5 separate regions of the Mus musculus genome follow, and regions 1, 2, 4 and 5 are each linked to region 3. The links are chromatin loops, found by intact Hi-C in ENCODE. Cell type or tissue: heart. All regions are shown on one strand. Links, peaks and the distances in the headings refer to the core of each region. The heading gives the core; the rest is flanking DNA.

The links. Peaks named below come from ENCODE experiments on the same cell type or tissue, not always from the same donor. Only the 100,000 strongest peaks of a DNase experiment are listed, where the experiment ranks them.
Region 1: it touches region 3 in a loop (4-fold over the local background); 6 of 42 quality-filtered maps call a loop at or near these places.
Region 2: a loop joins it to region 3, with 4 times the contacts of the local background. A loop is called at or near these places in 6 of 42 quality-filtered maps.
Region 4: a loop joins it to region 3, with 5 times the contacts of the local background. A loop is called at or near these places in 6 of 42 quality-filtered maps.
Region 5: it touches region 3 in a loop (4-fold over the local background); 6 of 42 quality-filtered maps call a loop at or near these places.

The regions. Positions count from the first base shown.
Region 1 is chr19:21,879,839-21,885,878 of GRCm38, reverse strand. No RefSeq gene overlaps it. Among named protein-coding and RNA genes, the nearest start is that of Cemip2, 100 kb to the right of the region's middle. In heart, for the core only: no CTCF peak of the experiment used is centred there; DNase peaks (open chromatin) are centred at 2,618, 3,068 and 3,498; H3K4me3 peaks cover 896 bases; H3K27ac peaks cover 3,138 bases.
Region 2 is chr19:21,816,736-21,821,735 of GRCm38, reverse strand. It overlaps Cemip2 (cell migration inducing hyaluronidase 2), which reads right to left. Exons shown (of 24, transcript NM_001033759.2): 12 at 3,725-3,813. Among named protein-coding and RNA genes, the nearest start is that of Cemip2, 41 kb to the right of the region's middle. In heart, for the core only: no CTCF peak of the experiment used is centred there; DNase peaks (open chromatin) are centred at 1,375 and 1,935; H3K27ac peaks cover 322 bases.
Region 3 is chr19:21,940,729-21,946,768 of GRCm38, reverse strand. No RefSeq gene overlaps it. Among named protein-coding and RNA genes, the nearest start is that of Cemip2, 170 kb to the right of the region's middle. In heart, for the core only: a CTCF peak has its summit at 3,120 (motif pointing right); DNase peaks (open chromatin) are centred at 3,168, 4,268 and 4,898; H3K27ac peaks cover 2,064 bases.
Region 4 is chr19:21,851,343-21,857,382 of GRCm38, reverse strand. It overlaps Cemip2 (cell migration inducing hyaluronidase 2), which reads right to left. Exons shown (of 24, transcript NM_001033759.2): 22 at 5,004-5,158; 23 at 1,621-1,724; 24 at 1-1,228. The coding sequence ends at 1,032. Among named protein-coding and RNA genes, the nearest start is that of Cemip2, 76 kb to the right of the region's middle. In heart, for the core only: a CTCF peak has its summit at 2,369 (motif pointing left); no DNase peak of the experiment used is centred there.
Region 5 is chr19:21,568,460-21,574,321 of GRCm38, reverse strand. No RefSeq gene overlaps it. Among named protein-coding and RNA genes, the nearest start is that of Gm38486, 25 kb to the left of the region's middle. In heart, for the core only: a CTCF peak has its summit at 2,949 (motif pointing left); a DNase peak (open chromatin) is centred at 2,931; H3K27ac peaks cover 956 bases.

The DNA.
Region 1 (6,040 bases), core at 509-5,508, 61 kb after region 3:
GAACCTTTTTGATGGACATAGTTTGGGTTTGGGGGATATGTCAAGAGAACTTTTTTAAGAAAACGAGAGTTGCAAGAGGTGTGGTAGGCTATCAAAGACCTATGCGATAACCACAAAAGGTGTAAGGCCAGGAATGAGACCATAAGATGAAGACTGTTATATTAGCCATCATTTTTGCTATTGTAAGCAAATACCTCACAGAAATAGCTTCTAGCAGGAGATGTTTATCTCAGGTCACAGTTTTAGAGGGATTTCAGTCAGCCACAGCAGGGTGCTCATAGCAACAGCAACATCTCTGTTCACAGCGACAGGAACAGAAGGCCATGGTTGCCCATATGGCACAAACCAAGAATCAGAAAAAGCAGACCAGAACCTGAACCAGAGAAAAGCTTCAAAGGCCCAGCCCTAGTGACCTAGTTCTAACAACTAGGCCCACCATTCCCAAAGAGTACCACTAGCAAGGGGCCAAGTATACAAACACAGGAGCCTGTGAGAGACATTATAGACTCAGACATAGCAGATACATAGTAACCAGGGAAGACAAAACAAAATACTGACATTTTCTGTGCAATCTCTTCATAACCCATACTGAACAGTATCCTGAAAGTACCACTGTTAATGAGCAATATTGACATACTATATGCGATCAATGTAAAGTACTTTGAATAAAATGTAAAGAACTATTAGAGAACTCACAGCATATGTGCCATGGTTGATGGATGTAAGTACCTGATGTTTACTTTCGCCATGTTCCTTGAGAGGGGCTCATAGCCCTTCTCACCATAATACGTTTGGCACTGCTAATATTTTGTAAATGGTACAAGAAACAAAGAGGGATTCTATTTAGCAATGTTTCTAAAGGTGTTTCTGTGGTAAATGTCTTCTGTTGAACATGGCGGGGGGGGGGGGGGGAAACAGATGTTAAATAAATAGCAAAATCATATCAATTCTTGATCCAAGCCCAGTGGGACACATCTGTAATCCTTTCACTTGGGACGGTAAAGCAGAGTAATTATGAGTTCAAAGCCAGCCTGGACTGTATAGTAAGTTTGAAGCTAGCCAATGTGGCTCTATGGAAACAGTTGACTCCATCTCAGAATCTTGACCTGCCTTCTTTCCGGCAGGCAGCAAAGAGGCAGCAAGGGCATCTTTTATTTGCCAGGAGGGACAGCTTAAATGGGAGAGTGGAACACTGCATGTTCCAAGAAGCAGGATGCCAGCCAGTCAGGAGAGGTTGGCATTGTTACAACCGTTGGGTCTCAGCAGGCATCCACTGCCCAACTGAGAGAGTTGTTAGTAAATGTTATGGGATGTCAATCATGAACAGTCCCGTGCAGAGCCAGTCTCTAAAGAGTAGGCCACCCACAAATAGCAGCGGGAGCAGCACACCTCCCATCATTGGCAGGCCTGGAAGAGCTCCCTACTTGCTGCTTATGTAACAGATCTCAAAGGCCAAGGCTCTCAAATTGGGACTAGAGACCCCTGAAGGCAGGAACAAACACTCTGCCTGGGAAGCAGGAGCGATGGAATCAAGAGTGGGTTTCCTTGTGTGTGCTGGGTTTATCTCAAGACATGTCTTCCTTCTCCCAAGAGCTTCTAGGAACAAAGTCCCTAGCCAGAACTGAGGACCCAACTCCAGCCCAAACCTGACTGTGAGGTCTTATCTTCAGGCTTCTCCCTCCTAATGAGGACAGGAGGGTCTGGGAACCAGCCATGCATGAGACCTGGGAGCTAGACTAGCAAAAATCCAATGAGCACTATGTTTACACAGAGCCTGTCCCAGTATTCAAATGAGATCGTGAATGGGACCAATCAGGAGTGAGCTATAAACAGTGACAGAGAAAGCCTGTCAAAACCTGAGAGTGTTCTCAATTCAGGCTGCTTTTCTGTGCCACCCCAACCCACCCACCACCCACCACCCGCCATCCACCACCCACTACCCACCACCCACCACCACCTAAGTGTTAGAGAAAATGTGGGGAAAGTGGAAAGAGAAACACCAAGAAAAGATCTCTGTTTATCCACCCATTGTGGCTCTACTTGCCACCAGGCCAAAAAAAAAAAAAAAAAAAAAAAAAAAAGGGTGGGGGGTTTAACTTGGATCAGCATTAGGACCCATCCATCATAGCCTTGATGGTAGTCAGGAAGAGGGGGAGGGTGACTTGCTTTAAAAAAAAGGTAAAAATAAATAATATAAATTATTTAACTGACAAAATAATATTCATAATAAATCTATATTTTTTCTATACTTAACAAAAGAAAGGGAAACTTATAGAAAAACAAGAACTGTTCTAGGCATATGCAAGACTACATAGTTCACAGGAAGGTCAAGGGTCTGAGAGAGTGTACCTAGTTAATAAAGCAGTGCTACAATGTGGATGTGGTGCAAGACGAGGTTCTCCAGTTACTCTGAGGTGGACTACATCTCCTCTCCATATCCAGCTCACCAGGCCTCTCGCTGAACTTACAACTTGGCCAACAAAAAGGAAAGAGAGATGCTTTCTGTTTATTCTAGGTTTCTTTTTTCTTTTTTTTCCCCCCTCAGTATTTTGTTTTGAAACTCTGGTGGAAAAGCTTTCTTGAGACCTGGCCAGCCTCTATGCTGCAAAACTTTCCAAACAAAGGCTTCAGGCCTTAGGGGTTTTTCCAGGTCCTCTTGATTCCTGTAAGCTACTTGGGCTTTGTTCACATCACCTAAGCGTCTATTTCTATCCCTGCTCCCTATGCCAGCTCTCTAGACCACAGCTTCCTGATATCGGCTTCCCAGGTATATGCCCCTCCCTATCTGGAAAGAGAGAACCCCAAGAAGAGGTCACTGACACTAGGCAACATCTGACAAAGGGGAGGTGACTGTCAGGAAAGGGAAACTGAGTCATGTTTACCTCCTTTCTACCATCCTTCCTTACTGCAACCCTTTTGAATGGGTCTCAAGAGTTTGCCTGTGTCTAAGAAAAAAAGCCAGTGGAGGCCCCTAGCAGCAAATACCAAGTATCCCTTGAGGAACTATTAGCATTGTGGCCAGACATGGAGCTCCAATTCAAAGACTGCCCACATTCCTTAGGTTTGGCTGTGCTGCTAGCCACAGAACCGGAGACAGGAACACTCAATGGCTAGGAACACTCATTGGCTACCCGGCTAGCCACAGAACCAGCCAACACTCAACAGCTCAAATGTCACTCTCTCCCTCAGCTTGTTTCTCTTCCTAGAATTCCTATGGAAATTTTCCTATGAAATAGATCAGAGACAATGAACAAAGAGCTTTCCCTTGAGCAATTATCTTCCACTCCCTACCCTTTGGCAGATGAGAAGGGAAAAAAAAAATCACTCGCAGATTGCACAAACAAAATTTGGTTCTAAGGCATATAGGAGCCGAGAGAAGTGGGCAAGCATTCTTCCATTGGTTCAATTGTCTGATCTAAATGAAAGTGAATTCTTAGGATTCCCACTTCAGCTAGCATCTTGGAGCAAAGCCAGCCCTCAAACAAAAGCACTGCATGACCTGCCAACAGGGATTGTCACCAGGAATAAACATCTGTACACTTAACTCACCCCAGAGCTCTGGGAAGCAGGAAATCCAGGCATTTGTTATTTCCGTGGAACAAACCAACCTCGATACAACAAGAGACAATAACAAAGCAAAGTGACTGACGGGAAGAGAAAGAGGTGTGACTGATGGAAGGCAGAGTGGAGACAGGACAAGGGTTTGCCCTCAGGAATGTGAAGAGAAAAGAACGCATGACTGGCATTTACAGCCACATCTTCTAAGCACAAGGTTTTACTTACAGGCAATCCCAGTATGCTTGCTTGACCCTGGGTTTCATTTTTTCCCCCTTCACAACAGAGAATAACTTGGGAAAGCTTGTTTGTCACAGTGATTGAAGGTTATAAATTTCAATGACCACATGTATATAAAAATTAAGTTTCATAAGATATTCATGGTTTCTTGTTATTCGGAGATTTTAACATCTCCAGTTACATTTTAGAATCATGATTGCATTTTACAGTCTCTGTCATCAAGACATGATTGAGAAAGTTGCCGGGCTGGTGAGATGGCTCAGCGGGTAAGAGCACCCGACTGCTCTTCCGAAGGTCCAGAGTTCAAATCCCAGCAACCACATGGTGGCTCACAACCACCTTTAACAAGATCTGACTCCCTCTTCTGGTGTGTCTGAAGACAGCTACAGTGTACTTACATATAATAATAAATAAATTAAAAAAAAAAAAAAAAAAAAAGAAGCTGTTTTAAAAAAAAAAAAAAAAAAAAAAAAAAAAGAAAGTTGCCGCTGTTAGTATGTGTAGACTATATTGAGCCATAGCTACTCATATGATGGCATCAGAAAATAACCACTCAGACCCAGTTCCTAGTCAAATGGGACTCTATTCCAGCCAGCTGAGACTATACCCAAGTGTTCAGGGACCTAGGCAGAGCCCTAGGAGTCCAGAGTCCAGGGGTTTTAAAGGTAAAAACCATATCTTGGTATTTCACTTGGCAGCTGGAGAGGGTACATCACAGAAGCAAGCAATTTAACAGACTCTGAGAAAAAGCTGGAGGTTCTACAGAAACAGGTAGTTTAACAGAAGCTAAGTTACCTAGGACATCCGACCTTGGGTTCCTAGAATAAAATTGGATCATTTTCCCTGGAATTCTCCATCAAGGAGATCAAATTATAGTTAACCCAGACATGGCCCCAGCAAGAAAACAAGATGGAGGAGCCTCTGCACCCATCTTCTTACCTGGTCACAATGAAGTTCAACATCACTTTAAAGTCTTTTCAAACTAGGTCTATGGTATTGACATTAACTGTTGCTTAGGTGTTTCTGAAAATATTTCAATATGCTCTGACATTCAATCAAAAGGTTTTGAATATGTAGAAAGTCACAGAAACAGGGTAGTGTAGGGTAAATGTGATCTGGGGTGGGGTGGGGTGGGGTGGGGTGGGGTAGAGAATAGTCCAGTGTATGTAGCAGAAGATACTGGCAATGAGCAGAAAAGTAAGTGTGGTAGAAAGAAAGAAGCAATGCACCTCATAACAGCCAGGAGCTTCACGTGAACTAAGAAACATGTGCACAAATTTTGTGATTGAGGTATATAAATAATAGCTGCCTATTGCAAGCCAAGGCATCATACCACACCACCAGCTCCATATCTGCAGACATAGCTCCAGGTCCATAGCTCAAGAACTGTCTTTGCCTGGTGAGTTCCTGAAGTGGAAACTTAAGGGTTCTTTGGAAAGTCATTTGGATGGTGTTTTGCTTGGGCAAACAAGTGAAGGAACATTTAGCTGAAGCAGACACAGGAGAAAGGATGTTCTGCTAAAGCAAGCATGTGAAAGAACACATGATGAAGGATTCTTCAATAATGGCATGCATATATGGTCTGCCTTACATTGTGTAGTTGAGCTACATTTGTAGGGACTCTGTAGAGAGAACTTCTGGTGGTGTGCTACAGTTTCTTACTGCTTCTGTGGACTCAGGCTGATTGGCAGAGAGATGACAGCTGAGACAGACGCATGTGCTGAGGCAAAACACATAGTGGACATGTGATGTTTGGAGGGAGCATAAATAGGACTCGACGGACAGTAATGGAGGCTGAGCTTGGCTTGCTTATAGAGCTAGCTGTGCAACACTTATGGGTCCTGTGTCTTCGCTGATCTTTCCTTCATTGAAACAGACATAGCCAAGAATGTTTTCTGGTGCTCCTGTTGGCCCAAGTCCCTCCTGCTGACTTGTGCTGAGGTTGAGGCCTGGTTGTTCCTGAGAGGTCAGGCCACCGCTGCTGCTGATTTGACCCGTGAAGTATGTGCAAGTGGACTGAGCTGCTGCTGCTAACCTGTGAAATGAACTGCAGATTTCCAGACACCACAGATGGGAGTTGCCCCAAAGAACCTTTCTAAACAGGTCCACTTTCACCACCACCACCCCCCACATCCTTTCTTTTCCACTACCTCTGGTGAATGGTGGGCTACAAGAGAGGTTAAAGTTTTAAGAACCATCATTAAAAATAGGCATTTGAAAAAAATTAAAGTTATAAGTTTCTCCT
Region 2 (5,000 bases), core at 1-5,000, 120 kb after region 3:
GGATCCCCAACCTTCCTTCTGCTGCGGCATTTTAATGCAGTTCCTCATGTTGTGCTGACCCACAACCATAAAATTATTTCACTGCTACTTCACAACTGTAATTTTGTTACTGTTATAAATTTTAATGTAAATATCTGATATGTAGAGTATCAGCTATGTGACCCCCACCTCACCAAAGGGGTCATGACCCACAGGCTGAGAACCACTACTCTAAATAAAGACACACAGATATTATAATGCAACATGTGACCCCCTGCTGCAGCCCCCTCATCTCTTCTGAGCATCTCTATATAGCCCAATGACTGATCATTTACACCAAAGCTGGGTCCTCAATTTCAGCTTTTTCACTGGTATTTAGAAAATGCAGTTAGGGGCTAGCAAGATGGCTCAGTGGTTAAAAGCACTGTCTATTCTTCCAGAGGACCTGGGTTCAATTCCCAACCCCCACATGATGGCTCACAACCATCTATAACTCCAGTTCAAGGGGATCTGATAACCTCTTTTGGGTTATGAAGGTGGTACACTAACACACATATAGACAAAACATCATGATGGTTAATTTCTTTAAGATTTATTTTATTTTTATTTAAGTGTATGTGTGGTCCTGTGTCTCTGTGTATATATATACACAAAACAAGTGCCCATAGAGGCTAGATGCTGGAGGTACAGGTGGTTGTGAGCCACCCAACCTAGGCTGTGAACAAAACTCCTGTCCTCCGAGAGCTGCAAGCGCTCCTAATGGTTAAGCCATCTCTCCAGTCTCTCGGTTGTTAATACTGCTGACAACTTAGTGGGATTTAAATCACTATAGAGAGACATCCCTAGGCATGTCTGTGAGGAAATTTCCAGACTGGGTAAACTGAGGTAGGATGGCCCACCCTAAATGCAAGTGGCACCAGTCTGTGAAAGAGTCAGCCAACACCAGTGTTCCTCTCCCTCTGACTGATAACTGTGGATTCTCTGTGCTCAGCTGCCTCACAACCTGGCCACTCACTGAGCCTTCCTTCCCTGCCGTGATATCCCTTCTCAAAGTATAAACAAAAAAAAAAACCCTCCCCCCTCTCCAGTTGCTTCCTGTAAAATATTTGGTCATAGCAATGACAAAAATAACTAATACAATCACCTCCCCTGATTTGAATGTACTAATTAGTTATAATGCACTGATTGGCTACCATGCCTCACCCTACCCCTTTTAAAAACTTCTTTATGAAATTCCCCAACTTCTAATGAAGTTTCCCAATCTTCAAATTCCCACTGTTTCCCATCTTGAGGACTCTGATAATTGGTGAGTCAGCTTCCTCTCTGAGGAACGGGATGAGTGTATCTGCTAGATCCCAGGAGCCCGGTGTTCAGCTCACAGCCTGATTTATTTATTACTCATTTGTGTCCTGTCATTTTTACTCATGTCTGGGTTGCATGAACACACGTGGACATAGTCTGCACACTGCTCCACACATACATACAGCTGCCAACTATCTAGTCATTCCCCTTCTATAATTAGCTCTGAGGTTACAGCTTACTAATGGAGTCTAGTTCCTTAGTATGTCTGCATTTGAAAACTGGTAAGAGAACTCAGAGTATGAAGGAATAATTACCATTTTCATAATACGTACAGGTTTATCTAGTAACAAACTTCTGAAGCCATAATGAGGAGTCCAGTTACAATGTCCACAGCCTCTTAATATACTTATTCCTCCATCCATGTACATACTATATACAAACATATAAAGTACATAGCGTGGCCTTTGCATACATGCATACAAACATGAGGGAACAAACATGTGTGGAGGCAGGATGCTCCTGTCAGCTGGTTTCCTCACTCACGACTCACATTAGTTTCATGACAGGGTCTCTCAGTGGACCCGGTGCTGCATGATTCAGCTGGACTCTGTTCAGCAATCCCAGGACTCCCCTTACCTCTCCTGGCACCTCGCCTGCCTTGTAGGGAGGTTGCACTGACATCTCACACTTGTGACGCAAGCCCTGAGCCAGCTCAGCCAGCAGGCTTAGATAAGTTCTTTCAAGGCAGAAAAAGAAGCCAACTGTTTAACAGTTTTTCTGGCACGAACTCATTGAAACTACCAACTATAAAAAACCTTTTTAAAAGCAGGTGTGACCAGATTTGGTAGCTCCTTCCAGTAATCCCAACACTTGGATGCAGAGGCAGGCAGGCCCTGTGAGTTCTAGACCAGACTGAATTCCATCTTGAGTCTAGTCTCATAACAAACATAATAAAAAATACACGGGCAACTTTCCAATAGCAACTTTGTAGGGGTTTTTTTTGTTTGTTTGTTTGTTTGTTTTTTTTGGCGGGGAGGGCGGGGAGATTAGGCCAATATGCTAATTTTATTTAGTGCTAACTTGATATACTTGATATAAAGTAGAGTCAACTAGAAACAAGTAACCTCAACTGAGAAATTTTCTAGATCAGACTAGTCCATTGGCTTGTCTGTGGGGCATGTTCTTGATTGCTAAATGAAACAGGAGGGCCCAGCCTACTGTGGGTAGCACTATCCCTAGGCAGGTAGAAAGCAAGGGAGAGATCCAGTAAGCAATAGCATCCCCACAGGGTCTCTGCATCAGAATCCTGCTGTGAGCCCCTGCCACTGCCTCCCTCAGTTAGGATGTAGCCTGTGAGTTGAAATAGGCCCTCTCCTCCCCAAGTTGCTTTTTATTACATGGCGTTTTTCATCACAGCAACAGGAAGCAAAGTAGGACATCCAATATTCTTGCTTCATAATTTTATTCTCATCTAAGTGGTCCTCCTTAAGTTTTGGCCCATTTTTTTGGCATCCCAGGTTCATCACCTTGGGGCCTTAAATGTTCCCTGATCACTGCTCACTGCTCTCGAAGGTTTCATGCTTAACTTGACCTTCGGGGTCCTGTGCACAATTCACTATGTGGGCTTTGTCCGGCTTCTCCTAACCTCATCTCTCAACAGTGTAAGGCGAGTCCTGCCTTGCACATTAGATCCGATCCAGCCACCTTTAGTCTGGCTCCTGCTTTATTCCCTTAACAACTGGGCCGGTCATGTGTCTTTCCTACATCTAGCAAAAGCCTTTGCAATGTATCTCCTTTCAACTTCATGATCCAGTCAATAAACGTGAAGTACAGAAAAACAGTATGTTCCTGGTTGCTACTGAGTGTGACTTCAGGTTGCAACATTGACCAGAACACTTTCTATGCACCTGAGATGCTTTGTGTACTTTGGCTGAGAAAGAGAGAGAGAAAGAGAGAGCGCCGTAACACTGGCCCACATTCCAAACACGTTATGTGGTTACATGGGAGAGTAACCCAGCCCGCCAGGAGGTTAACCTGAGGCTACCAAGGAGAACTAGAGCCAGCTTAATCTGGGATCATTCCCTTGAAACAAAACCCAGTGCTCTACCACATCTGCGCGTTCACTGTAATTCTATACGCTTAGGTTTCGGGGAATGACTTGTTTTTCAGGGAGTGAGTCTTTGTTCTCAAATCTGAAACCGTTGTTACCCTTTCTCTTTCTGTTTCTCTCTGTAACTCGCTCTCACAACCATCTCCACTGTGAAAGAGGAACAAGGAAGCCATCAACTTCCTCGGCATTTCAGAAAGATAAATGCCTTTATGTGAGCTTACAAAACTTCATCTACATATGCTGCCATCAAAAAGCACCCCAGGTGCTCGAATGCAAATGATCTCCCCCTGAAGGTTAAGCCTAGGTGTACAATGAGGAGAAAACAGACCCTACCTTGCACTGTTATCCAGGCAGAGGTACTCCCTTGGGTCAGATGCACTGGCGTTGGTCGTTTTGACACCTTTGTCCACAAATAAACCAGCCTGAAATACACAAGGGGCTAAAGTGAAAATGGATCCGAAGGTACATCCACATGCATAAGGAGCTGGGAGAATACATCTCGGCTTCTCATTTCACCCAGACCTGGAAATGGGGGGCTGGGGGGAAACAGTGGCAGGGGAGCAAAGGGGCCATGAAAAGTGATATTTTTAGCTTATCCATCTGGCCATTCAACAACCATTTAGTGTACACTTAATGTTTTACATGGTGATTAGCCAAAATATATATATATATATATATATATATATATACACACACACACACACATATATATATACATACATATATATATATACATACATATATACAGACACACACATATTCATTCCCTGGCAAAATGAGACCTAGATGCAGCTTCCTCGGGGCTGGGAGAGGACGTCAGACTACATGATGCCAAAATTCTCGAGGCAGGGAGGAACGGAGAAACGCCATCCGTCATTCAGGAGGAAAATGAAATGACCCAGGTCCCTCCCAAGCAGAGAGGTGACAGCTCAGTGTAACTGATGAGCTCTCTGGGGCCAAGAAAAGAAGCTTAGATAGCCTTGATTAGGTCAAACACGGAATGAACTAGTTGTTGAATTCGCTGAAATAGAAATGGAGAAATCAGGCAAGGATTTCCATTTTGAATGTTTTAATGCATTCATAAAACACTAAGGTATAACCCTGTAAACAGCCATCTCAACATGGTAGCTGACCTGGGCTAGGTGAAGATTCAGCAAGCCTTGCATGCAAAGCCACAGGGGCTGGTCTAAGTGCACACGTGCATGATGATTGATCCCGACATAGCATGCTTCTTTTTACGACTCCAAAGGTTCAATTTCCTTTGGTTATAAAATATTCCGTATAATCGTTCCCAAATTTAACAAATTAAAACCTAATTATACCCTCAGATTTAATACTCTTACAATTAGTGAGATAAGTGAGTGTGTTGTCAGGGCACATGACACCAAGAATTAATTAGAGATAGTTTCCACATCACAAATATAATTTTGAAAAATTAAAGATTTTTTTTCCCTTTGAGATGCTACTTTCTAAATATTAGTCTTAGTCAATTACTCAGCTCACAGCAATAACAGCAGGTTTTTCTTGTCTCAGTTCAAGGAATTCAGTTTCTTGTAACACTTAGATTCAAATGCTGTATATGCACATTGTGTGGGGGGTGCGGGGGAGA
Region 3 (6,040 bases), core at 454-5,453:
TTATGGCCTTGTCCGGTGGTTGGAAGTGTCCCAAGCATGTCTCCTCCCACTGTGTCATGTGACCATTTTCTGGTTTTAGATGTCGTATAAGTGAGTCACTTCCTGTGTGTATCACAGGGCTCTTGCAGTAATTGAAATGGTCTGAGCCTGTAGTATCTCTTCCTACTGTGTCATCTGATCCTCGGTGATTTTTAGGCAGATCTAAAGCCTCTTTCTTAAGCTTTCTTGTACAGAATTTGATTCCTGGTGTGGAAATAATGAGGCAGTGGGACTTTAAGAGGGAACTGGGTTCTGGGATAATCATACCCAAGGGGATTAATGCTGCTCTCATGGAGTGAGTGAATTCTCTTGGAAGCCTCTCACTCTCCCTTGCTTCCTATTTTACCAGATTTCTGCTCTGTCTTCCCACAGGCTCCCACCAGGTTCTTCATCAAACAGCAGAAGAACCTCACCAAAGACCAATCCAGTGAAGTTGCCTATCTTAGACTGTCAACTTCTAATACTGTGAGGTAGGCTTTTTTTCTTTTTTCTTTTTCCTTTTTTCTTTTTTCTTTTTCCTTTTTTCTTTTTTTCTTTTTTCTTATTCCTTTTTTTTTGGTTTCTCGAGACATGGTTTCTCTTTATAGTCCTGGCTGTCCTGGAACTCACTCTGTAGACCAGGCTGGCCTCGAACTCAGAAATCCCCATGCCTTTGCCTCCCAAGTGCTGGGATTAAAGGCATGCACCACCACTGCCCGGTGAGGTTTTTCTTATTATTATTCTCTCACACATTATATCCTAACCACAGCCTCCCCTTCCTCTACTTATCCCACCCATCTCCCTTCTCCTCCAGATCCACTGTTTCTCTTCAGAAGTGAGCAGGCCTCCAGGGATATCAACCCAACTCCATATAACAAGCTATAAGACTAGGCACAAGCCATCTCATATCAAGATGAGGCAACCTAGATTTGATATGAGCAGGCAAAGAGTCAGAGACAACCCCTACTCCCATTGTTAGGAGTCCTACAAGAACGCCAAGCTGCACAACCACAACATATATACAGAAGGCCTACCTCAGACCCATATAGGTTCTGTGATTGTTGCTTCAGTTTCTGCGAATCCCTCTGAGCCCTGCTTAGGTGATGATCTGAACCATATTCTTATGGTGTTTTTGACCTCTCTGGCTTCCTCTCCCTCTTCCTTGAGGTTTCCCCAGGCTCCACCTAATGTTTGGCTGTGAGTCTTTGCATCTGCTCCCAGCAGTTGCTAGATGAAGCCTCTGTGATGACATTGGGCTATGCACCAATCTATGAATATAGCAGAATATCATTAGGAATTATTTCATTTACTTTTTTCTATCTTCGGTCTCTGGGCTATCCAGCCCTTGGTTTCTGGCCATCCAGGCAGTGCCATATGTGGCTTCCCTCTCATAGAATGGAATCACATTGGACCAGTCATTGGTTGGCCACTCCCACAAGTTCTGCACCACCATTATCCCAGCACATCTTGCAGGCGAGACAAATTGTAGGTCTAAGGGTTTGTGTCTGAGTCAGTGTCCCAGTCCCAGTCCCAGTCCCAGTCCCAGTCCCAGTCCCAGTCCCACCACTGGAAGTCTTTCCTGGTTACAGAAAACGGTCAGTTCAGGCTTTGTCTCCTCTATTACTAGGAGTCATTACTAGGATCATCCTCATATATTCCAAAAAGTTTCCACAGCACTAATACTGTGAGTTTTTAAAATCCTCTTTTCTGTGCTTACGGCCCCGCCTGTGGTATGCTATTGAAAGACTCCAAGAGGAGCCCCTCACTCAGGCCTCAGGACAATAGCGGACACCCAAGAACTCACGACAGACCGAGCTTGTTGCAAACCACATGAGGCTTTATTCGGGGAAAGCCAGAGCTCTGGGGAGGACTCATATCCCACGCAGGGGTAGAGGAGTCGACCTCGAGGGTAAAGAGTTCCCAGTTTTTATAGGCCCTCAGGGGGGAAAGGAGAAGGGGGAGATTAGGGGATTTCCAGACCTAAACAATGTCTATTCTCAAGAAATGGGTATGGGAGGGGTACAAGGAAAGAGTCTAATGAAGGTGCAGCAATGGGCACACACCTGGTCAGAACATTGGCAGACACACAGGTTCCAGGAGTGGCCAGAGCATTGTGCACCTCTATTTTTTTAAATCAGTGAAGCTAGTTCTGCTAACACTGACGTCTATCTTGCCAATTTCAGGGCTTCTGTGTCCTTTTACATTCTGCCAGGATCTTTCACTATCATAATAGTGGAGAACAGAAAAGCACACCATTGCGCATCGCAGCTAGGAGCTTCAGGGAGATCCTAACTGCTGTTCACACGAGGGTGAAATGAAACCACTGTGAGACAAGCAAGCCTTCAAGCAGTGTGATTGTGTGCAGATGCTTCTACGGCGGGAAGAACTGTGACATCACAGTCAGATCCATGGTTCTTTCTCACGTCTCTGGAAAGAAGCTGGGAATTCCCACAACAGCCTTTGTACCATAAAAGCTTCAGAAGGGGCTCTACGAATCCTATCGTGTGCATCGAACTTTTGTAAAAACCATAGTTTCTTCAAGAAGTCATTTTAGATTTTTAAAGTCACATTCTAAAACTCTGTCAATACATGAAGAGATGGTGTGGTCTTAAAATTCCACTTTACTAAGAAGGCTTTCAGAATTTTCCTCATCTGGATGATTTTACTCGTAAATTGGGTTTTATTTTGAATACATGCAGACATAATTCTGTACAAATAGAGCTTTTCTGTTCATTTTTTGTTGGATTTTTTTTTATATTTCTTATCTTCCTTCTACATATATCAGCCATAAGCCCCAGTGAACAGCCTAGTCGATGTCCTTTCACATATTATTATGTCTGCATAATTATGTTTAATCCTGTACTTTACCTGTGCATTGTTCAATATGGGAAACCTTTTTTTAGGTGGTGCCCTACAGGAAGAGGCTCTGATTACTTAGGGCCTTTGCATCCTGCTTCTCTTTTGGTCCTTCATAGATATTCTTCTAGGGCCTCTGGGGTGACTACCATTCACTCATAAATGACTGCAGAGTATTCTCTGGGCTGCAGATATTGTGGGATCTAGTCCTGCTCTAGCATGGGAAATGTTCCCTTCCCACGGGCCACTAGGGAGCACTGTCAGAGCAGTGTCGGCCTGGGTGAGCAGCAGCCAGCTTGGGCAAGACTCAGAGACACATCTGTGACTACACGAACCTCTTCATCCTCAGCTGAAGATGCAGCGTTTGTCCCAACTTTTCTCCCAAGCCTTTCTCAAGAAGAGAACCCAGAACTCACTGGCTTTCTCTAACCAGGTCTTTACCTGTCATTTCAGCCATGGGGATGGGGGTTAAGACAGACTCAGGTTTCTTGTTTGAGTCCCCTACGGTTGTTGACAGACACAGAGAAAATGACTGATCAGAAATGTTCTGAACTGCACAGCCAATGAGAACAGTTCCTGTCACTGTTGCCACTTCAATGCCACCGCTCAGGACAGAAGATTCCAGAAAGCAGGCTAAGAGCTTGGCATCCATTACCTCAATGGATAGTCACAGAAATCTCAGGATATAAGGACACTTTATATTCTATTATACAAATGACATGTGTGACGTAGATATGACAGGTTCACATATCAACACAGACCTTCTTAAGACAGAACATGAATTTTCTCCTTACACCTTAAGCAGGTCACTGCGTGACTATTCCTGAATCTCCATGTCTTCTCTGAAAAAAACAAAAAACAAAACACAACCCTCAATCCAGGCCCTAGGTTTGCTCACAGTACGCACCTTGGCACATGGCAGATCTTCAGTGTAAGTTCATAAACAAACAAATGACTGGAAGAACTGTGAGGGGTCTCTGGAAGGAGCAGAGTCAAACTACAGTCCTAATGACATTAAAATATATAAAGAAAAGCCAGCAGATTTGAGTTGTTTCTTTCAGAGAGGATTTCTGTGACAAATTCATTTACCAAACCAATTTAGCAAATAAAGGGGCCCTGGCTCTGCTCTACAGCAGAGCCTTGAGAGCTGTTTGCCCTGTGGATCCCAGCACTGAAAACTGAAAGTGTGCCCTGGGCTATTCACACAGAGCACTGTGCTAGCTGCTGCCGAGAGAGAAGGCTCAATTTTTTTATTAAAAGTGAAAATACTCCAGGATCCAGCTTTACGCAGTGGCCGTTAAAGGGCTAAAAGGCAGGAAATTTTCGCTTCCATCAGAAAAGTGTGTGGTAATCACGGACATTACGTTTCTCTCCGGAAACACACAGACATTGACTTCCTTTGGGTGTGCTTATCATTTTCCTTCCTTTCCAGAAAGTGCATTCATTCTCCTGGGGAAAGAAACGAAGACCCAGTGATGTAGAAGCCGCCAGGACCACAAGTGCTACTGTTCTTTCTCGTGTGCTGTTTTCTTTCTGTGAACTCTGAGATGCCACTAATGAGAATAACCAATTACTACATCTGTTGACCAAGAGCAGGCTCCGCTGCCCATTAACACAGCCTTCTCTGGCCAGTCACTCTAATGAGAAACTGGGTAATTGCAGGACTCTTGGTCAATAGTTGAGAATTTTAGTTTATGTTGAATTTACAGCCAGAAGTGCATTTGTTTTGATGTTTCAAGCCTAATTAGATTTATTTTATATATAAAGAAATGCCGACTTTTTTTTTCTTTTTGTGACCCCAAATTCTAGATATATTATGTACATCAAAGAATAAGAGATTGAGATGGATGCTCCAAATATCATCTGCTTCGAGTCAGAGATAACTATATCCCACTCATTCCAGGAAGTCAACCAGCCACCTTCTCTGATATTGCTGAAATATTCCATCCTGCCAACTCTTGGCACAGATTGTTTCCTTGAGCCCCAGAAGCTATTGTCTTCATTTCCTCTGTGCTCGGTTTAGCTTCTTGTGGTCATTTTCCCTACTGTGGAAGGAGGAGCTGAGTTGGTTTCCACTGTCTCCAGTTTCTCTATAGGCTTTTGCCAAGATTTTGTTTTGTTTTTTTTTTAATTACATGTGTATGCACACATGTGCATATATGCATGTGTGTGTGCATATATATGCATGTGTGTGTGCAAGTACATGAGTGCTGGCTTTTCACTGCATACATCACACTGCCTATGTCACTCCCTCTGCCTGGATGTCCTGCCCTTTCCCACATTGGCTCCCAACACTTGAGGTCCTTTGTGACGACCTCCTCATCTCCACACTGATCACTGTCCTAAGGAGCACACATACTCCTCTAAAGCTGTTTGACACAAAGGGTGGTCACAAGACAGGAGCACAGACTGTGATATTACTAAATGTGAGCAACACGGGGCCTACTCCTGACTACCTGAGATGCTGCAATGGGGTCTTGCATCTGGATTTTAATAAACGTGGTGATACTGAAAAGTACACCTCTAGCATAGTTTAATCTTACACAGACCTTGAGAGTTGTGTGTGGGTTTAATTGAGCAGAATAGAATCAGAATAGTGTGGAGGTACAATCTTAGGAGGGACTGTATCAGAGCCTTGTCTGTGCCTGGCTGTGCCATAGGACTGTGCTATAGCCTTGTCTGTATCTGGCTGTGCCATAGGACTGTGCCATAGCCTTGTCTGTATCTGGCTGTGCCATAGGACTGTGCCATAGCCTTGACTGTATCTGGCTGTGCCATAGGACTGTGCTATAGTCTTGACTGTATCTGGCTGTGCCATAGACTGTGCTATAGCCTTGTCTGTATCTGGCTGTGCCATAGGACTGTGGTATAGCCTTATCTGTATCTGGCTGAAATTGTCACCCTTCACTGTTGATTGTACTTGGGCTTGTGAAAGGTAGGCAACAAAATTTTTTAAAGGTACAGGGACATACCTGAAGAGTGCTAAGGTTAGCACTATTTGTCTTTGTACATCATTTGGAATCTGCTCCTCTGTATGTTAGTCTCCTATTAACTATGAAGTCAGGGTCTTTCTCTTATTCACCTCAAAACTCTAGTATCAGGTCCAAGCCCTGAGACATTCTGACCATTTATTTTATGTATTTAAAATATAGGTAATGTATGTTTG
Region 4 (6,040 bases), core at 433-5,432, 89 kb after region 3:
CAAGGACAGGTTTCCCTTTTGCAAGTTAGCTTTTGTTGACAGAGTGATTTTGTTTTGTTTTGTTTTGTTTTGTTTCTTTTGAGACAGGGTTTCTCTACGTAGCCCTGGCTGTCCTGGATCACTACGTAGACCAGGCTAGCCTCAAACTCTCAGAGATCCACCTGCTCCTGGAGTGCTGTGATCAAAGGCGTGCACCACCACACCTGGCTTTCTTTTGCAAGTTCAAATGACAAGAGTTTTACAGTTTAGGAAGTGGCTTGCTGCTTTTAAAGAAAATTAATTCAGTTCCGCTCTGCGTTTTAAAGGTCAAGACAGGTTAAGGATTAAAGCTGCAGAAAAAGTTCCACCTGGATGCAAGTAATAGGTTTATGTTGTTGTTTCTTTCTTTCTTTTTTTTTCCTCAATGGTTACAGATCTAAAAAATTTCAAAAGCCCTTTTGTCCCAATAAGGTTCCCTCTTTGAAAGGTGAACCCTCAAAAGTAATCAGTATACAAGTGAATAAAAAGAGCACATGACCAGGCAAAAAGGACATGTGCTGGGCCTGAGTTGCCACTTAAAACCATATCTAGCATCACATAAAACCCTCGTGGGCTGTACAGAAATGAGCCCCAGACATCACTGAACAGGGCAGCGACTGGAGTTAGCGCAGGACTGAGCATTGGACTTCAAGTATCTGAAATGCTAGAGCAGCCAGTCCTCGAAGGAGCAAGTTCAAGGAGCCCTTGGACTCCCTGCACCCCACTATACAAAAAGCAAAGCACCCCCGATGTGCTTGTCAAAGCAAGGGCCACGAGACCAACTGCTCTCTGAACGCAGCAGCCTCAGGAAGACAAAAGGGCTCTACCACCTGCACAGTGCCAAGGCCTGCAAGCTGACACTCAGGTAACTGCTTGGATTCCTTCTCTCCCTTTTCTATCAAACAGGAAAATGGTTCCATCGGGTTAACAGTGTTGTCTTAAAATGCCATAAATTAAATAAGTTAGTTCACATTTTTTTTTTCTTTCCCAGCACTTAAATTACAACCAAGTCTCTAAAGCACTTTCAAAGCCTGCTGTAACAGGTCAAGGTCTCTTCTGTGGACACTGCCGGTCCGGGAGCACCCATATTCCTCCATCTGCAACGGGAGAAACTGCTCAAGCACTCCGAGGCCCTGCTCATCGGGACTGGTGAACAGCTTCGTCCATGACGGTGCGAAGTTTCCGCTGAATCCCAAAAATACGACACTACCTATAAAAAGAGAGGGAGAGAAAAGTTAAAGTGTATAGCTATTTCCTACAAGATAACGAGGGAAATGAGTCAGAGTTGAACAAAACAAAGACAGGATTTTTTATATTTATATGTGTGTATATATATATATAATTATAAATACAGATATAGATTTAAAAAAAAAAAAACACCTGCACACCTGCACTTCCTTACATCAACAATGAACTCCTGCCTCCCAAATGACAAGCCATATCCCAACACACTTTCTTTGACACAGTCCTTTATCAAGAAACAATTTTTACAATGCTCACTGCGGGCAGAGCTCATGAGAATAGTCTAGCACACAAACACCACCAAAAAGATACATTCACTGCAGCATCATAGGGTCATCCCAGGATACTGCCAATACAAACCTTTGCTGTACAGATGTGCTGGCTTGGCCAGTCCCAGAACTGCTAATGAATCCGAGATATTCAGCTGCTTAATTTCTCCTCTTGTGCTCAACAGAACGATTGACCTGTGGGGTCCAAGTTAGACAATCAGCACGGAGGCGGGTCACACAGCATGGCATACCAGATAAAGGCAAATTTGGAAAGGAAAACAGAGAGATGCCTTTCAGCCCGACACAAGTCCCAATTCCCTGCTGCAAAGGGAACTACTTCTCATGTTCTTGGAAGGGTGATAACACAGGGAAACCCACAAGAGTCACGTAGGCATGAGGGCAGGCTGGAAGCCAGCCTTCCAGGGTTAGTGTACTCAGTGGAGAGTGGTCTCAGTTTCTCTTGGGTGCTCTACTGCTATCTGTGTCAACACCTCTATGATGAATAGGTGAACAGGAACTCAAAATGGAAAGATAAAAGCGGGGGTGCCGACCAGTACAGTGTTGGTCTAGCATAGAGAGGGGCCCTAGACTTCCCAGAGCTACCATAACAGTAACAAATAAATAACAACAAATTACGATGCTCTCGATGGTTTAAAACTTGTTTTTATTTGTTTCTTTGTTTTAATTGCCATCTTTAGGGCTACTGAGAAGGCTCAGCAGTTGAGAGCAGTTGCTGTCCCTGGACCAGAGGACCAGGGTTTGATATCCAGCACCTACTTGGCAGCTCACAACCACTTGCAACTCCAGCTCTAATGTATCTGATGCCCTCTTCTGGTCTCTGAAGGCACCAGGCACACACGTACATATGAAAAATAGTAAAATTTAAAAAAAAAATTGTCATCTTCACTGTACAATAAATCAACACAATACTTAAGAGCTGTTTGTGGATTCCTGCTTTCTTTGCTGGTAGAGACTCTATGGCTCCAAGGTTTATTTTAGTATCTGACCAACAAGCTTATTGTATTGGTATAATTTCTTTAAAAAAAAAAAAAAAAACAGCACTCTTGGAAGTGGACTGCAGTACCAGCTGCCAAGTACAACAGGAAAGCACACTGTTTACTCCCTGTTATAGAAAAATGTGCGACCTTCATAATTTACTTTAGTTAGGGGCATCTTATAGTGTTGATTTCCATTCAGAAAAAGAATCCCTCTTTTGAACTCTGGCTGTGATTCCTTTAGCAATGCAAATCCTTCATGTGGGATTTGACACGTGCTGAAGACTGGGGTGAGGCTGTGGGCTCTTGGTTGCAGTCTTCCTAAAGCAGTGGTGACTAGACTCAGAATAACTACAGAGGACTAGCCACAGCAGCCCTGCAGATCTCAACTTCTTCATAGGATGGAATTATCCAGCTTATCTGGAAAAGTCCTTAACACTCACATATACACCCATGCTATAACATAACTTCTGTTTCTTTGCTTTTGAGAAAGGGCCTCATTTTGAAAGCCTGTCTGGCTGGAACTTGCTAGGTAGACCTTACAGTGACCCTCTGTCTCTGCTGAGATTATAAACATTATAAACATGTTCCTGTACCCCTGGTTCCTGCCCTATAACTTCTCAACACTGTTACAATGCAGTATACATACACAGCAATCCTAGGGTCCAACACACAAGCTTCAGAATGAAGACTAAAGAGCCATATAGCCGGGGCTGGAGAGATGGCTCACCAGTTAAGAGCACTGACTGTTCTTCCAGGGATCCTGAGTTCAATTCCCAGCAACCACATGGTGGCTCACAACCATCTGTAATGGGGTCTGATGCCCTCTTCTAGTATGTCTGAAGACTGTAACAGTGTACTCATAGACATACAATAAATAGATACATCTTTAAAAAAAAAAGAGCAATATAGCCAGCAGCCAGAGGGAGAAGAGCTTACTCTAAAAAGCCTCTCCTTGGGTAGAGGTTTTTAAATCTTCGGTGTACAGGGTGCCTTGCAAAATTGTGTTTTCTAATATTTACGGTAAGATTTACATCCTAGGTTATTTGAAGAAAAGTGAGTAGATAGGTTTTTAAACATTGAGAAGAATCTTTAAAGAGCTCAGAAACCTCAGAAAGGAATTCTCTAAAACTATCTGAACCATGAGACAGACCTACAGTTGCTCCTCTTATCCACGGGGTCTGCACACATAAATTTAACGGGCGGCTCATCAGAACTATTCATGAAAAAGCACCAAGCACCACCCGAACGGTGCAGTGGGCGAAGCTGCCTGCCGTGCCACGCCCGATAGCCTGACGTCAATTCCCAGAACCCACATGGTAGACAGAGAAAAACAGTCCTGCAAGATATTCTCTCATCTCTGCGTGCACCTTGGCATGCACGGGCCCACATTCCATCATATATATACAGAGTAAGCATAATGAAAAGGGGGGTGGGGTCTGCACGTGTTCTGAGTATAAACAGACGTCTTCCCTTATCACTGTCCCCAAACAATACAATATAGCAAGTATTTAAATGGCATCTATGTGGGTCTTACCATTATATAGAGAGATGATCATGATTATATGCAAATATTACACCATCTTAAGCAAGGGACACGGGCATCTGCAGATTTGGGTATCTACAGGGAAAACTCAAATCACACTTCTGTGGCTACTGAGGGAAGATTACTGACGAATGACCCCCTCCACACACACCAGACCCCCACCAACCCCCACATACATGCATACACACAAATGGCATGAACACGTGCACACAGAGTTTATGTCAAAATAATCCAAAGACTGTATAGGCCTTATTAGGAGGTAGGTAGTTCTGCAGGCTACATATAGCATCAGATCAATGGAAATGACTAGAAAGCCAGGTGAGGCTCACTATACAGGAAACAGGAAATGTTAACCTTAAAAGCTGCACTTAACATCCACCACAAAGCAGCAAGGGTCTGGAAATTCCTCTCCTTGTCCTCCTGCCTGGTCTGGACAACAACAACAACAAAATCAGACCCTGCCAGTTGGGTGGGAAGTAGGTTGGTAAAAGAAGCATTAGTAAGAGCTGAGCAATGAAATTTTTCTCTTCCCAGGAGCCTTCCTATCAGTCACAAAATCTAGCATCCGGGGGCTGAAGAGATGGCTCAGCGGTTAAGAGCACTGACTGCTGTTCCGAAGGTCCTGAGTTCAAATCCCAGCAACCACATGGTGGCTCACAACCTTCCATAATGAGATCTGATGCCCTCTTCTGGTGTGTCTGAAGACAGTTACAATGTACTCATATACATAAAATAAATAAATCTTTAAAAAAAAAAAATCTAGCATCCGGGATCTGCCAATGGCCCAGGGATCAGCCTGAGGTGGGAAGGGATATCTCAGGGAGCCTGGAGTGCTCATGGAGTAAGCAGAGCTCAGAAGTAAGCATGTGCCATGGTAGCAAGGAGTCATATCTTGAGGTAGTTCTTCTCTGGTGCAGGGCAAGCTTGGCCTACCTTGGGGGGATGCTAGCCTTGAAATATTCTTCCATGTGACTGACGTCTGCAGAAAGGAACATCCGCTTTTCCTTCACCCGGAAGGGCACACTGCAGGCATCCACAATGAGGAGGAGGGCACCCGCACTCCGGAAGGTAAAGTCAGTACCATTGACCTGAGGATACGAAAAGGCCGCACGGTGTCATCTCCATTTCAGAAACATCCCCAGGAGGGTCGAATTCTCTCAAGCTCCTTCTAAACCCAGGATTCGAGTTACCCTATTGAGTTTGGTGGACACTGTCTCCCTGAAATGTCTACAGTGGCTCCCGAGTTCCTCTGGATCTCGGTTTCTTCAACTGTAGACCATAACCCCATGTAGAGTGCCATGACTGAAAGGGTCTGCGTGCATAAAACCCAAAACTCCATGTAAAACATAAAACACATAATGCACCCAGGGTATTTCTGGCTGTGCTCAGCCTCGTTGCGTCACGTGACTTTACCAGAGCTTTGATTCTAAGCACACAGCACGTGTACGTTCACTGTGCATGCTAACACCAATAGCCCAGCAAATGATGCTTCGGACACCCCAGCTGAGTCAAGGAGACTGCACCCTGCTGCCTGCAGTGTGTTCAGTGCACAAAGTCTTTTGCTCAGGTAGAAAAAGAACGGCTGAATTATGGAAAACAAAACCCTTCCTCTTTTCCTACCGTCTTTCTTGTGCGTCTAAGTACCAACTGGAATGTACTGTGTTAGAATGTTTGATTTTTAAAAATTTGTTTAAGATGCTGACTCGTGTTTCATTGAAAAAAAAAAAAATCACACAGTAAATTTTGGCCTGGGGTTAGGACAGAATTCCCAATAATTTCTTAAATGACCTTAAAAATCCTTTTGACATTTTGTACTATGTGTTTATTTATGTGAGATAGAATTCTCAGCATTGGTGATTAATAATGTCAAAATATGTATAAACTCCAAAAAAAAAAAAAAAAAAAAAAAACCAAGAAAGATGCTCTGTATCTTAAAGTATCAGAGATACAGCCAAAATTTAATTCTTTTT
Region 5 (5,862 bases), core at 863-5,862, 370 kb after region 3:
GTAGACCTGTTTAGTAACAGTTCTTTGGGGGTGAACTTGATCTTCAGTTCAGTCCCGTAGCAAACACCAAATATGACTGAGCTGCAGACCAGTCCGGTAGGCAGGCAAACACCAGGCACAAACCAGCAGCTGTAGGTCAATCCTGAAGAAACTTGTCAGCTAGTCTGAGGTGAAACTACAGAAGCAGCAAGCTGCTGCAGGAACCTCACGAGCAGTTCTTAGGTGAGTTTCTCTCAATGGCAGCATTACCACAAGTTGAGCTCAACCATGCTATTTAAGGTGAACAAATACATGTGGGTCATCATGGAAGAATAGTGAGGTGGAGCAGAGAAGCCGAAGCTCAGTCCTCATCTCCCACTGTCTGTGGGGTCATATTTATACTCCTTCATCACAGGTCCTTTCATGTGTTTGCTATATCAAAACATCCTTTCACCTGTGTCTGCTTCAGGAAGACATTCTTTCCTGTGTCCGCTCCAGCAAAACATCCTTTCTCTTGTGTGCCCTAGCAAAATATAATTTGACATACTAACTTTCCAAAGAAACTAGAAGTTTCCACGTCAGGAAAATAACAGGAAGTAAGAGTATTAAAAGAAATTTGTCTGAGTCAGGTGGCAGTGGCACTTGGCTTTTTTTTTTTTTTTTTTTTTTTTCACCCATCAACTGTCAGTTTGAAATTCTTAAGTCCCTTCATTTCATGTCTGTCAAGCAAGATACTAGCTCCTTAACATATGTTTAGCATTCATTTTAGGTGTATGGGTATTTTGCCTCCATGTATGTCTGTGTACCACATGCATGTCTGGTGCATACTGAACAGGTTGTTTTGATGAAGATATATGTCAGTAGCTGGAGGGGCGGGGTGCACACCTTTAATCCAAGAAGTGGGGAGGCAGAGGTGGGCGAATCACTGAGTTTAAAGCCAACCTGGTCTACAGAGTGAGTTCCAGGACAGCCAGGGCTACACAGAGAAATCCTGTCTCAAAAAAGCAAGCAAGCAAACAAACAAAAAGTGTGTGTGTGTGTAAAACAAAATTAATGAAAACAGAGACCATGGATTTGAAAAAGATCAGAGAGGGGTACACAGGCTGGGATGGAGAAAAGGGAAGAGGAAATGATAGAACTATATTCTACTTAAAAATGAAAACAAAATTTTAAGAAGAAAAACAAAATTACTTTAGTTCATTAGTCACCCGGGGAGAATAAAACGCATGGCGTTGCACCTGCGAAAGAATTATCCACCATCATGATGAATGTGTGCACGCACACGGGTGAATGTAGACTGGTGACAAGAACAGCTTATCCTGAGAAAGTTTCTCTCTCTTCCCCTTTCCGTCGTCCCTTCCCCCCAACCCCCACCCCATTTGCTCCAGTTCTCACACTCCATAGAACTGTGTTGCTTATTCCTTTCAGGATTGCTTCAGCTCTGGCTTCTTTCTCACACCTCCTCGTTAGGTTGAGTGACAGGTAAAACGCTGTTGTCTGAGATGTATCCGGCAGAGAAGAGAGTGGGGTGTGGATCCGCAGCTACCAGAACTTGTTTGAATCCCTCTTGCTCTGTTGCTCTCCATCTAGCCTCCATCTTCTGTGTATCGGGATCTAAACTGATGTTCACGGAGGAGCTTCAAGTGGGTCTGGACACGGCCATCTTCTCCCCATCTTCCTCGCCTCCTACTGTTCTTGCAGTAATCTAGGGCCCTTGGGTGTTTGGGATATAAAGGAGCTTTTTCTGGTCTCCCCTCCTCGAGGGCAGAGAACAACAGAAACTAAATAAGAAGCGGGGGGCTATGCATGGGCATTTAGTAGCTCTCAAGTAGCCGAGAGATGATACATACGGTAACTAGAGATTAACTTTCTTTAAGGGAGGCCTCTTGTGCAGATTTTTTTCTTTCAAGAATGACCAACAGTTGTGCCAAGCCCTGGTGTTGATATAAACACCATTCTGGCCATTGAGCACCGATTTCTAAGAGCTTTTTCATCCTCTTTGACAAGACACTTCGTCCAAGGAAGACACAGTCCAGAGGTTAAATACAGAAGACATCTGTATTTATTAGACTGGGTGCTATCGGGAAAGCTGTAGTTATGTTAAAAATAACATGCGATTCAAAGTTCACAGGATAAATATAGCCAGCTGGGAACAGATGAGTAATGTCGGTATGGTGGGCTGTGCTCCCAACCAGGGGGTGCTGAGTGTTGGAATTCAGTTTTACTTTTGATATTCCTTAGGCATTCTCAAGGTACAAAGCAAAACTCTGCTCTTGGGACTGGAGGCAGACATGACATAAAGAAGGGTCTGTTAAGGAAATAAAAGTGTCCTTCTATTTTACGACTACATTGCTCGTTCGGATTGTGCCGTTCTTGTATTCCGCACTGTGTTTCCATTGACCTTTTCCTGGCACGGCCGTGCTAAAACCTCTTCCGATAATCAAAGTATGTAGACAGCTACCCTGAAGATGGGAACTGGAAAAGACCAGCTAGCATCCAGGACTCACGGCCACAACATATAAGTTGCATGGTTGCTTGGCTTAGCTCTGTCTGTTGTCTTTGCTTGATATGGTGTAGGAATTGAGCCCAGGGCCTCTCCTGTACCCGGCATGCTTTGTCCCAGAGAACTGCCTTTCTCCCAGGGAACTGCGCCCCCATCCCCCAACCTAATTTTTAAATTTCACTCTTTGTTTTTCCTTTCTCTTGTGGACTTTATAGAAAGGCTCCCTTTCAAAATTCTAGCCATTTTACCTATTTTTAAAGAAGGGTCTTAGGTTCTTGTGGATCAGCACAGGCAGTACACCCTGGGGACACATTACTAGTGCACATTCTTTGGTCCACCCTACGGACCTACTGTACCAGGAACTGTGGGAATGGGACCCAGCGACACTGAGTTAACAAAATTCTCATGTTGGCTTGAGAACCACAGTTCCACCAGAACTAAGGGAAATCGCGCCCCCTGGAGGTCGCATGACCACAGCCGCCAGAAGTAGTTGCATCAACCCAAGCAGTCTAGAGGCAGAGAGGCAGCAGGGTTTGCAAATCTTACTGCCTCTCTCCATACAAAGTGACGACTGCAGGCAGCTTCAGAGGCCCGGGATTGATTTAACTATAAAGGATGGTGCCAGTTTGAAGATGGGTGAGTATGGGTGTATTAAAAAATAAATGAGTATTTGCTGATCTGTTTATCGTTTCCATTTCTGGTACTTGGTTCACTTCCGTATTCAAAATCTTGCAAGGGACCTCCATTGAGCCTTGTCTCAAACCTCTGCAACAGGATCCTGTTCTCGTATTCAGCTCTTACTTGCCTCCCACGTGGAGAAATGCTGCTTGCTTTCTTCTGTGTTTATGCTGCCAGGGCAACAGCAGGAGCCGGTATAGGCCTCTGACAACTGTGCTCTTTGCTGGAAGCAGCCCCTGCAGGGCAGGAGCCACCATTGATTCCCTTTGATCCTGCCTTAGCACACTGTTCTTGGTGAGAGGTGTGAAAAATACTTTCAAACGAATACATGGACTAATTCAGCCCGTAGTCTGCATGCGCTAGGCATTTCTGGAATGGCTCAACCGGCTTCCTTCACCCAGTTCCTCTCAATGTGAAATGCCTTATGCCCAAGGTCAATAGGGAATACCTCATGTCTATCTCTAGCCTGTCTAAACCCCATCTGATGAATTCACTGAGTCTCACTGTTTTGGGGATGAGTACAAGAAAAAAATATATGTACATATATATATATATATATTTATATTATATATATTTGTGTTGTGTTGGTTGAGGACTTAACACATACCACATCGCCTTAATTTTAAAATCAGTTTATGAGGAAGATATTATTATTGTTATTATCAAATGTAATGAAATGGATGGAAACAGGGCTTAAATAATTTGCTTAGGAAGTAGAGTGAGAGATTTCAAAGCTAGTACTAAAACCCAGGTTTGCTCTACCCTTAAGGTCAATTGTCTTAATTTAAGTCTACATGGGTAATAGACTAAGTACAGATATTCAAAATGTTCAAACTCAAAAATTATTAATATAAATAGACCATAGAAATCTAGACTGACGTTTTGTTATTCTTTTTAAAACAAGATCTTACTACACAGTCCAGATTTAACGTATATCTCAGTTGTCCTGGCATTACATACATGCACTACCATGTACTGGAAATTAGAATTGATGTGCTAGTCAGCGAATACAAATACACTGATGTCCTGCCAGTTAGGCTTTTCTCTAGGAGCAGAAAAATATAGGGCATGAATAAGGTTGACAGGTCCTTGATCTTTAAAAATTATTTTCTTTAATCCCACCACTCGGGAGGCAAAGACAGGAAGATTTCTGTGAGTTTGAGACCAGCCTGGTCTACGGAGCAAGTTCCAGGACTTCCAGGGTCACATAGAGAACCCCTGTCTTGAAAAACCAAAATCCCAAAACCAAATAAACCTAAAAAGAACTATTTTGCATTGGGAAGATTTGATGGAAGAGTCTGTCCTGGGCAAAATGAAGAAAGCACAGGCCCTGAAGCTAGGGAGACTGGAGGGAACCAATGAGCAGAAGCCACATCCACAGACCCCCATCCTTGCCCTTAGGAGGACTAACTCTGATCAAGACGCCCTGGCATAGGTTCTGTAAAAGAAGGAACCCAGCCCAGGCTGTCCCAGAGTGTAAGTCTATGACCATAGGAGGGAAAGTCAATCCTTTTGGTTTGTGCCACTAACACTGTCCCCAGAGCCTGAAAATGAGTGAGACTTTAGCAAAAACTCAAGTAATCTCTCTCTCTCTCTCTCTCTCTCTCTCTCTCTCTCTCTCTCTCACACACACACACACACACACACACACACACACACACACACACGAGAGAGAGAGAGAGAGAGAAAGAGAGAGAGAGAGAAAGAATAAAGTATGTGAGTAAACTGATCTTTTAATTAATTAATTAATTAATTAATTAATTTTAAAGACATGGTTTCTCTGTGTAGCTCTGGCTTTCCTGCAACATACTTTATAGGCCAGGCTGTTCCACTCACAGAGGCAGAACCAGTTCCCAGGTCTTTCTGGATGTGCCAAGCACCAGCAGCATCAGAAGGTGGGCCTGAGTCTGTTGGTAACAACACACCAGAGAATAGCTCCAATCTAGCAGTCCATGAAATTATATGTCCTTGCCTAGATGCAGACAGGGAGGAGCTACCTTGTCTGTAGCAATACCAAGCAACATAGCAAGGCCAATTACAAATGAACCTGCTTTTTGTTATCACAGTGCACGTACAGCTAGAAACCAGGTTAATGACAAAATGTACCTTCCTACAGGGGTGGGGGTGGGGGCGGGGAGCAAGCATTTCCACAGCTGTCTCCAGGGCTGCTGTGTCACTGTCCAGCTGTCTCCAGGGCTGCTGTGTCACTGTTGTAATCTTGGGTTCAGTTAATGCCATCCTTTGTTTTTTTCCTTGCTCAAAACTTGACATTCCACATGGCTTCCACTCACTTTCTTTGACCTACACATCAAGTCACTTCTTTCTGTCCTCCAGGGTACTGCCACCTTCTTCTTCTTTTCGCCTTCTTCCTCTTTTTCCTCCCCCTCTTCCTTTTCCTCCTCCCAGGTGTTTACAACCCCAGTTGGCTGTCTCTTGAGACCATCTGAGACAGGTCACACCCTCCTCTCTGGGCTGTGCATGATTAACATTCTGAGGTTCCAGGTTGTTTCCATAGTTGCTACAGCTCCATCAGAGTTTGAATAGCCCACCTAACCCCAGCCTTTCTGGGTACATATGTGTATGTGTCTGTTGTTCCTTAGTGTCTGTCCTGGATATGTCTGTGTGTCTGCCCTTTCTTCATTCCTTCTCTGTCACTGTCTAGTGATGGTTCCATGACCAAGCCAAGTAGGATGTGGCAGTAG